Regions from separate parts of the Homo sapiens genome. Here region 2 is linked to region 1. Evidence: chromatin contacts called from ENCODE Hi-C or POLR2A ChIA-PET data. All regions are on one chromosome and are shown on one strand. Each heading gives the region's core, a stretch centred on a gene start or an enhancer-like site at or near the end of the contact. The rest is flanking DNA. Distances are from core to core; before and after follow the strand shown. Region 1 holds the start of ATP5F1A (ATP synthase F1 subunit alpha). Region 2 overlaps PSTPIP2 (proline-serine-threonine phosphatase interacting protein 2).

The links. Hi-C counts contacts between places; a loop is a spot of excess contacts on that map. ChIA-PET counts read pairs that join two places held with the same protein, here RNA polymerase II (POLR2A). Pooled maps may share reads with other maps.
Region 2: a loop to region 1 is called in a map of naive thymus-derived CD4-positive, alpha-beta T cell, with 7 times the contacts of the local background. The contact joins the enhancer-like site here to the promoter of ATP5F1A in region 1. A Hi-C loop is called at or near these places in 1 of 168 maps with a recorded cell type or tissue (naive thymus-derived CD4-positive, alpha-beta T cell) and 5 of 50 pooled maps. POLR2A ChIA-PET finds 5 or more read pairs at or near these places in 8 of 52 experiments (AG04449, BJ, CD4-positive, alpha-beta memory T cell and 5 more).

The regions. Positions count from the first base shown.
Region 1 is chr18:46,095,951-46,100,806 of GRCh38, reverse strand. ATP5F1A (ATP synthase F1 subunit alpha) reads left to right here and starts at 2,511. Exons shown (of 12, transcript NM_004046.6): 1 at 2,511-2,635. The coding sequence starts at 2,576. RefSeq lists enhancers at 2,846-2,995, 1,912-3,111, 3,086-3,145.
Region 2 is chr18:45,994,740-45,999,642 of GRCh38, reverse strand. PSTPIP2 (proline-serine-threonine phosphatase interacting protein 2) reads left to right here. Exons shown (of 15, transcript NM_024430.4): 7 at 109-207; 8 at 804-849; 9 at 1,815-1,894. Among named protein-coding and RNA genes, the nearest start is that of EPG5, 30 kb to the right of the region's middle. Within about 2 kb of position 1,867, at least 3 of the 41 ENCODE cell types and tissues checked have a DNase peak (open chromatin) inside an H3K27ac peak, as active enhancers do.

The DNA.
Region 1 (4,856 bases), core at 1,262-3,761:
GCCACCGTGCCCGGCTGACCTAAACCAGTTTTATCTAATTAGCTGCTAAAAACAACCTGCAGTGACTCTAAGGATCGTTTTACCTAGTTGCCATTACTTGCCAATCAAAACTTGCCAGCTCCCCAAAACCTTACTAGTGACAATGAACTTTCTTAAAGAACAATATACAACAGTTCTCTTTTTTTGTTGTTTGTTTTGATATAGGGTCTTGCTTTGTTGCCCAGGCTGGAGTGTTCCGGTGTGATCACAGCTCACTGCACTCCCAAACTCCTGGGCTCAAGTGAACCTCTCATCTTGGCTTCCCAACGTGTTGGGATTACAGGCATGAGCCACTGTTCCTGGCTATATTTCTCTTTTACAAAAATAAAACCTCTAACCATCTGTTTGTTCTTCTGACGTACCAAAGACCACCCTGTTTGTGTGTATGCCCTGAATGGCAATTATTGCTTCCCAAATGTTTTAAATTTATAGATTTGTCTCTGTATTTTATTTTACTTGGACAGCCTTTTTCTTTTTCTTTTCTTTTTTTCTTTCTTTTTTTTTTTTTTTTTTTTTAGATGGAGTTTCACTTTTATTGCCCAGGCTGGAGGACAGTGGTGCAATCTGGGGCTCACTGCAACTTCTGCCTCCCGGGTTAAAGCAATTCTCCTGCCTCAGCCTCCCCAGTAGCTGGGATTACAGGTGCCCGCCCCCATGCCGGGCTAATTTTTGTATTTTTAGTAGAGATGGGGTTTTGCCATGTTGGCCAAGCTGGTCTCGAACTCCTGACCTCAGGTGATCCACCCGCCTCAGCCTCCCAAAGTGCTGGGATTACAGGCGTGAGCCACTGCGCCTGGCTTGGACAGCCTTTTTGTACCCCTGATTCCCAGGAGAACTGCTGCTCTATTTTCCCATGGCTTACCTTGAAAAGAGTAGGATACTAGAGAAAAGGATGGCTAATCACGTGTTTACAAGCCATGTTTCAGGAGATGACCCTTGTAGCCCGGATATTTATTTGCCTCACCAAAATTCAGGTTCTAGGTGTAAGCCAGGATTTGGGGGATGGAACTGAAAATGCTTCTCCAAACGGTGAAAAGCGGGCCCAGCGCAGAGGCTGAGGAGGAAGGATCACTTGAAGCCAGGAGTTCGAGACCAGCCTGGGCAACATAGAGAGACCTCCCCCCACGCCCTGCCCACCACCGCCGTCTTTACAAAAAAATTAGCCAGGCATGGTGGTGGGACCACAGGGGCACAGGCTGAGGTCAGAGGATTGCTCCAGCCCAGGAGTTCCAGGCTGCAATGAATGGTGATAAACCCACTGCACTCTTTCCTGGGCAACAGAGTGAGACCCTGTCTTAAATAAAATAAAATAAATAAATAAAAAAAAAAGAAAAGTGAAGGCAACGTTAATAAGTGTCCACTATGACATAATAATAACCAGCATCACACACACACACAAATCTTGCATATATCACAAAAATCTCAGTATGGTAATTCTGTGGAGAAAAAAAAAAAGCCCATCCAGGTAAGCATAGAAAGTGTTTTTTCATCATCTCCCTTTGACTCCAAATGAAGAAGCAGAGTTCCCAATAGCATGAACTAGATGTTGGCAGAGGAAAAAGCGAGTCCTCGTCCTATCCTGGTGTAAACTTCTGATTCTGGACAATTCTCAGTAGGATTGGCAATGACTCTTCTAGGCCTCCTTGTGATTGTTGATATATTTTTTTTAATTTAAAGTTCCGGAATACATGTCCAGGACGTGCAGGTTTGTTACACAGGTAAATGTGTGCCATGGTGGTTTGCTGTAACTATCATCCCATCACCTAGGTATTAAGCTCCGCATGTATTAGCTATTTATCTTGATGCTCCCCTCCCCCGGTTATCAGGATTTTTAAACAGTTTGCTCTAATTCACTGACAGGATTCTTTTAGAATGAATCTAAAAAAGCTGGGAATCTTTAACCTGAGCGCAGATCGGATCACGTGGAACGGTGCTGGTGTTTGTTAAAAATTCAGATTGCCCCGAATTTTCGACTCAGAGGGTCTGAAGTGGGGCTAAGATCTGCAGATTAACGGGCTCCGTGGGAGGCTCCCTGCTGGTGGCCAGTCCCGGGGTTTAGCTGTTCACTGTTGCTACTCGTGCTAAACCACGGTCTAACACTACCGACACTATTAATCGCCCTGGTCCTCAAGACAGCCGCGACCCCAGACGGGTGAGGCCCTCATCCTCTAGCACCAGATGGGGCCTGGGAACTGCTGCTTAGCAGATTCAGCTACCCACGTGGTCACCCGGGGCAACCACAAGGTCGACTCAAAAGACCAAAATAAATGTATAACGAATGCCAGGACCAAAGCCGGAATATATCTAATCATTCATTTTGAGGTTTAAACTTAAAAATGTTACATAAAAAAATAAGTAACCTGCCAAAAAATGCAGAGTGGCGGCGGGGGCGGGGGGAGAGGTGGTGAACGCGAGGGGCAGTACTTCCGGGTCAGGTGGGCCGGCTGTCTTGACCTTCTTTGCGGCTCGGCCATTTTGTCCCAGTCAGTCCGGAGGCTGCGGCTGCAGAAGTACCGCCTGCGGAGTAACTGCAAAGATGCTGTCCGTGCGCGTTGCTGCGGCCGTGGTCCGCGCCCTTCCTCGGCGGGCCGGACTGGTGAGCACCGAAGGCCGGCATGATGCAGGCGGCCGGGTGGGGCTGCAGGGTGGTGGTGCGCCGGCTCGGGCGCTCTCTGCAGGAGGGCGAGGGGCTGTGGCGAATGCCGCCATCTTGCACCCGTGGCTTCTCCGGCTGGACAGAGCAGGCGACACAGGTGCCCTTTTGCTCGTCACCTGCGCAGAGGCAGAATGGTACAGGGCAGACAGTTAACTCGATGGTGTCCAGAGACAGGGCCTCAAGATTCCTGTCTTCGGCTGACAGCGGCCCTAGAAGGGGGATCTTGGGTGAAGGTCAGGGCTTGGGCGCTAGCTCTCCGAGGCCTGTTCTGAATCGGTGAGGTTCCTCTCTTTCGATTCTTAGGGTCGCGTCCCGCTGAAGGTCAGAAAACTGCTGTCAGCTCTTGTTGAAGCTAGTCAGTGGAGTCTGACATTGTGTGAAGGTCAGCAGGCCCAGCATTTCACCTCTGCCTGGAGCTCAGTTTAGAGGAAAGGAATAAATGAAGGTGGTTTTTGGAATACTTACGTAGGCTTTCTCTTAGTGCTGAATACGAAACGACCGTGAAAACGTCCTGCAGGTGCAAAGAACCATTTCATGTGGCCAGCACTGTGACAACAGTGAAGCTGGTTTCTAAATTGTCTCTCCGGCAGAGTGTGTGCTTTGTGGCACTTGGACGTGTTTAAAGAATTTGTCCTTGAGTTTTCCACCTGGTTTTGAGTAATTTTTAGTGATGGAGAATTCAAGTAAAAGAGAACAAGGTTGGAAAATGGCTGTAAGGATTAATACCCTTCGTTATTTGTTTCCCTTGAAATTAACATGATTTCAGTGTAAACGCATTGACACTGACACTTTTTTTTTGTTCTAAAAGTAATCTCAATTTGAAAGGTGAAATAAACATGTTGGCTGTTTTGCTGCCTTAACAACCGCTGGTAGCATCTTGGGTTTCTGTTAACAAAAAAGCATTTTTAACGGTTTTCATCTAGCTCCTATGGAAGGTAGAGGCTTCAGAATTGACAGTGACCAGTCGCAGTATTACAACTTGAAGGAGAAACTGAAGGAAGTTCCAGGTGGCTGCAGGATTTGTTGAGAGAGTAAAATAAGTCCACATGCCACAACTCTTGGTTTCTAATCTAACTCTAGCATTTATTCAGTTTTTGTTTGCTTGTTTTTTTTTTTTTTTTTTTTTTTTGAGATGGTGTCTCGCTCAGTCGCCCAGGCTGGATTGCAATGGCGTGATCTCCGCCCACTGCAACCACCGCCTCCCAGGATCAAGTGATTCTCCCACCTCAGCCTCCCGAGTAGCTGGGATTACAGGCACCCGCCGTCATGCCCTGCTACTTTTTGTAGTTTTTCGTAGAGACGGGGTTTCACCATGTTGGCTAGGCTGGTCTTGAACTCCTGACGTCAGGTGATCCGCTCGCCTCGGCCTTCTGAAGTGCTGGGATTACAAGCATGAGCCGTCGTGCCCGGCCGCTTGTTGTCGTTGTTGTTGTTGTTGTTTTTAAGTAAAATTGGAACTACTTTGAGTTTTGCCCCTTGTAGGAAGCTGTTTATCTTAGAATTCCTGCAACTCCATTAAAATACATCTAAAGTCAAAATAATAAAAATTGGGTACCTTTAAAGGGAAAGACACTTACATTTTGTTAACAGTTGCTTTTTTTTTTTTTTTTTGAGACGGAGTTTTGCTTTTGTCGCCCAGGCTGGAGTGCAGTGGCGCGATCTTGGCTCACCACAACCTCTGCCTCCCAGGTTCAAGCGATTCTCCTGCCTCAGCTTCCCGAGTAGCTGGGATTACAGGCATGTGCCACCACGCCCAGCTAATTTTGTATTTCTAGTAGAGACGGGGTTTCTCCATGTTGGTCAGGCTGGTCTCCAACTCCCGACCTTAGGTAATCCGCCCGCCTTGGCCTCCCAAAGTGCTGGGATTACAGGCATGAGCCACCGTGCCCTGCCAATAGTTGCTTTTTAAAATACTGACTGCCAGGCCGGGTGCAGTGGCTGACGTCTGTAATTCCAGCACTTTGGGAGGCCAAGGTGGGTGCATCACCTGAAGTCAGGAGTTCGAGATCAACCTGGCCAACATGGCGAAACCCTGTCTCTACTAAAAATAAAAAAATTAGCCGGGCATGGTGGTGGTCGCCTGTAGTCCCAGCTACTCAGGAGGCCGAGGCATGAGAATCGCTTGAACCTGGGAGGTGAAGGTTGCAATGAGCCAAGATCG
Region 2 (4,903 bases), core at 618-3,117, 100 kb after region 1:
ACTAATCAGACGGCCCTGTCCATGCTGGACTTCCTGGGCCAAGGGGGCTGCATTTCATGGTTACACTCTGTTCATTTGTTTTGGTTCTCTTTGTTCATAATGACAAAGGCAAAGAAGAACTATGAGCAGAAATGCCGGGACAAAGATGAGGCAGAACAGGCCGTCAGCCGGAGTGCCAACCTGGTGAACCCGAAGCAACAAGAAAAGGTACCCAGGAGGGCTAACAACCCGAAAAATCTGAGACTGACCTATGTCAGGCTAAAGCCAATTATGAATCTTCATAAGAAATGAACCTGTATCCTAAACCCCTGGAAATATCTTCCTTCATGTATTGGGGGTCTTCTGAACCTGAAAAACCACTGCCACATATTTGGGGGTTAGGGGAAGAGCGACAGAAGCATGGCTATGAGGGAGGGAGATGGGGTGATAAGAGGTTGGAGGGATTTCCCAGTTGTTGTCATTTTTCTTAAAGACTCAGTTCATGTATTCTTTGTAGTCAGGCTGCCTTTTGCTTGGGTGGATTACAAATTTAACTTTGTAAAATCTAGATACAAGATTTCTGCAACCAGAGGGCTGGGTGTGTCTTTAGGAAGACACTGGGCAAGATGCTTTATGGATATTTTCCAAGATTGATAAGATTGCAGGGCACGTTGAATGATTTGCTCATGAGGGAAATGTACACAGGACTTGCACTAGACCTGGTCTCTTCATAGTTACTGCTTTTCAATCTGTTTTGCCTGTGGAAGCCTCGTCCAGCATTCCCAATGCTTGCTCTTTTTTTGTTTGTTTGTTTGTTTTCACAGCTTTTTGTGAAACTGGCAACTTCAAAGACCGCAGTAGAGGACTCAGGTGAGGGGGCAGTTCCTACGGATGGGGGAGGGTTGCTGGTGGGGTTTACGTTATCCTAAATGTGTCCCTGAGAAAGGGAGTTTTATATACCTTAAAGAGAGAATATATGGATATTCAGCAGGATTAGTGAGATATCTGAAGGGAAAAAGGGAGGAAGGAAGGGAGAGAGTAAGGAAGGGAGGGAGGAAAGGAAAGAAGAGGAGAGAGGAAGGGAGGGTATATTAGAACCCCGGAAGGTGGGAGGAGGCTATGAGGCCACTGTTTCTGGCTTCTGTCTGCTTAGATCTTGCTGCCTTACATGGGAGTGAGATGGTGGAGTCATGTGGTAGCGGCTTTGCAATCAGGTGCTTCCTCTGATGTATTGGGGCATCTATCTAAAAGACCATTTCAGCCCCGGTAGCTCTTATCTGCTGTGAAACAGCCAAGCTGCAAGGCCTTGTTATCACTGAAATCTAAGACCCAAACCAGGCATTTGCAAAAGCTTCTAATTCCCAGAATATCCTGCAGGAAATATCCCTCATGACTGTGGTGGTTATGTACATCTTAATCTCTACATTTGAAACTAAAGTAACTTGGTGCCCCTTTAGGGCTCAAGGTAGTTCTCTTCTCTGCATCCTTCATCAGACAATTTTGAAAATGAAAAGCGATGGGAAATACTGAGGTGGAATTACACAAACAAAACCCTGGCTGAGGTTTCTTATCAGCTTTCACTTCTTCCTTAGAACCTTTCTTTCTCAATGTTAGGTCCAATGTTTAAAAAGAAAGTGATACCCTCCTTTGCCTACTTCACCAAATATGATGAGGGTGAGAGATGCAATAACTCCCAGTGCTCAGAGTCCTGGGGGCCTTGTAAGCTCAGCACAACTCGGATGAGTTTCTTTTGCCATCTGAGACCAGCCTGTGGGTGTATCTGCGAGCCACCTTCCTGTCTAGTTTCTGACCCAGGTCTCTCCCTTCTGTTGCAGACAAAGCATACATGCTGCACATCGGCACCCTGGATAAGGTCCGAGAAGAGTGGCAGAGTGAGCACATCAAGGCCTGCGAGGTACCCGTAACCGGAAGCTGCTCAGGACTGGGGTGGGTGGGTGGGGGTGTGTGTAACAGGAAGCTGCTCAGGACGGGGGGGGGAGGGGAGGAGGGGGAGGGGAGGGAGGGAAGGGGGAGTGGGGCCGGGGGTTGGGGGAGGACGAGGGGGCGGGAGGTGGGTCTTCTGCCCAGAACCTGGAGAGTCTACTTTTGTAGAAATGATCTGCCCGGATTCTCATAGGGTTACAGAGCTTGAGGGCAAATTAGAAATCAGAAATTTGGCCAGGCACGGTGGCCCATGCCTGTAATCCCAGCACTTTGGGAGGCCGAGGTGGGTGGATCACCTGAGGTCAGGAGTTCAAGACCATCTGGCCAACATGGTGAAACCCTGTCTCTACTAAAAATACAAAAATTAGCCGGGTGTGGTGGCGCACACCTGTAATCCCAGCTATTCTAGAGGCTGAGGCAGGAGTATAGCTTGAACCTGGGAGGCGGAAGTTGCAGTGAGCCAAGATAGTGCCATTGCACTCCAGCCTGGGCGACAGAACAAGACTCCGTCTCCAAGAAAACAAACAAACAAAAAAAGAAATCAGAAATTTAAGTGAAGAATGGAAGGAACTGGAATAGTTTTCCCCAAACCTTGTCTGCCTCATCCCCATCCTGACCATGCTGTCCAACAGTTCAAATTTTAGTCTAATGTTGGGTTAGCACAAGCATAGAATAGCTGAATCAGTTAATGGTCGATTAAGTAATTATCTTTGGAGAGCCCGGCCTCAATAGGCTCTAAAGGGAATGCCAACAGCAAGTGAGTAGGCTTTGGAGATTTGTTTGTTTGCTTTTTGTTTTGAGTCTGGGTCTCACTCTGTCGCCCAGGCTGGAGTGCAGTGGCATGATCAGAGCTCACTGCAGCCTGAAACCCCATGAGCTCAAGTGAAGTAGATGGGACTACAGGCGTGCACCACCACGCCTTGTTAATTATTTATTATTTATTTTATTTTTAAAGAGACAGGGACTTGCTCTGTTGCCCAGGCTGGTCTTGAGCTCCTGGGTCTCAAGCAATCCTTCCACCTTTGCCTCCTGAGTTGCCAGGGTTACAGGCATGAGCCACCATGCCTGGCTGGAGGGTTTTCTTTTTTTTTTTTACTCTCCTCATACCTTCAATTTCACCACTGCTCCCTTTCTTTTGCAGCAAATGACCTCACAATTTCCAAGAGAAAATAAAAAACATAACTTGGAAGCTTGCTTAAGTTTCTGTCATCCTGCCTACACATTTTCTTCCAGTGGTTCTCAAAGTGAGGTCCTAGGACTGGTAGCATCAGCATCACCTGGGAACTTGTTAGAAATGCAGGTTCTCAGACCAACCTCAGACCTACCGAATCAGAAACTCTGGGGGTAAAGCCCAGCAATCTCTGTGCTAATAAGCCTTCCAAGTGATTTTGATGGGAATTCAAGTATAAGAATCATTGACAGACACGCCTGCCCCACTCCTTTTTTCCTGTTAGCACAGAAAAGGGGCTGTTCCTTCCTTGTTCAAGATCTTTTTTCATCCAGCTTGCCTTTCCCCACCTTCTTGGGCATGGAGAACTTGTCAACTTCTGTTATCTTGCACACAGACTCAACTCTCTCCTAGCTTTAAAACCCACCAGTTCAGCCAGGCATGGTGGCTGCTAATGCCTGTAATCCCAGCACTTTGGGAGGCCAAGGCAGGCAGATCACCTGAGGTCAGGAGTTCAAGACCAGTCTGGACAACATAGTGAAACCCAGTCTCTACTAAAAATACAAAAATTAGCTGGATGTGGTGGCAAGCACCTGTAATCCCAGCTACTTGGGAGGCTGAGGTGGGAAAATCACTTGAGCCCGGGAGGTGGAGGTTTCAGTGAGCTGAGATCATGCCACTACACTCTAGCCTGGGCAACAGAGTTAGACTCCATCTCAAAAAAACCCAAAAAGCAAAAAACAAAACCAGCAGTTCTTACTTTCTATCTACGACCCCTACTACCCCCGCCCTTCTTCACAGCCACGCTTTTTGAAGGGGCTGTCTCCAAGTCCATGTTGTCCTGACTGCCCCAGCCTGCAGCATCTGGGATTTGCTTCCCTGCAGCTGCTGTCTTGGAGGGCACCAGAATCCCTTGGCATGAGGGCCAGTGGGCCTTTGCAGTTTCTAATCTTATTTGATCTCTCTTTGCCATCTGATACTGTAGGTTATTATGCTTCTCCTAAAACACTGTTTTCTGCTTTACTTCTGTAACTCCACACTCTTAGGGGAAAGCCTAGAATGAGGCCATTTTTTAATAAGGTTTAAAAACATGTAAAGCAATATCATGTACATATACAGATACATATATAGTGTAAAAACCTGCATAAAGGCCAGGTGCGGTGGCTCACACCTATAATCCCAGCACTTTCAGAGGCTGATGCGGGTGGATTGCTTGAGCCCAGGAGTTCAAGACCAGCCTGGGCAACACAGCGAAATTTTGTCTCTACAAAGAAATATAAAAATTAGCCGGGCATGGTGGTAGAGGCTACTTGGGAACCTGAGGCGGGAGAATTGCTTGAGCCCACGAGTTTGAGGCTGCAGTGAGCCATGAGCGCACCACTGCTCTCCAGCCTGGGTGACAAAGTGAGACCCTGTCTCAAAACAAAACAAAATAAAACCCCCCAAAACCAAACAACGAAACAACCCCTTCCCCATAAAAAACAAAACAAAACAAAACAAACCCTGCATAGGAATGATACAATTCAGGATAATGGCTATCTGGGGAAGGAGGAAGGTGATAGAAACTGGGTAAATCACACAGGGGCTTTTACAGAATCTGAAAAAATATGGCTGAAGTTTTTGACAAAGCTAGGTAGTTGGTATATAGGTATTTATTATACTGCTTTCTGATTCTATGTGAAATATTCCATAACAACAATAATGTAATATTATTAAATTATTATACTATGTTATATAGATATAAAAATATTTAGAGGTGAAATAATGCATTTGCTTCAAAATACTCCAGAGAGTAGGGTAATTGGTAGAGAT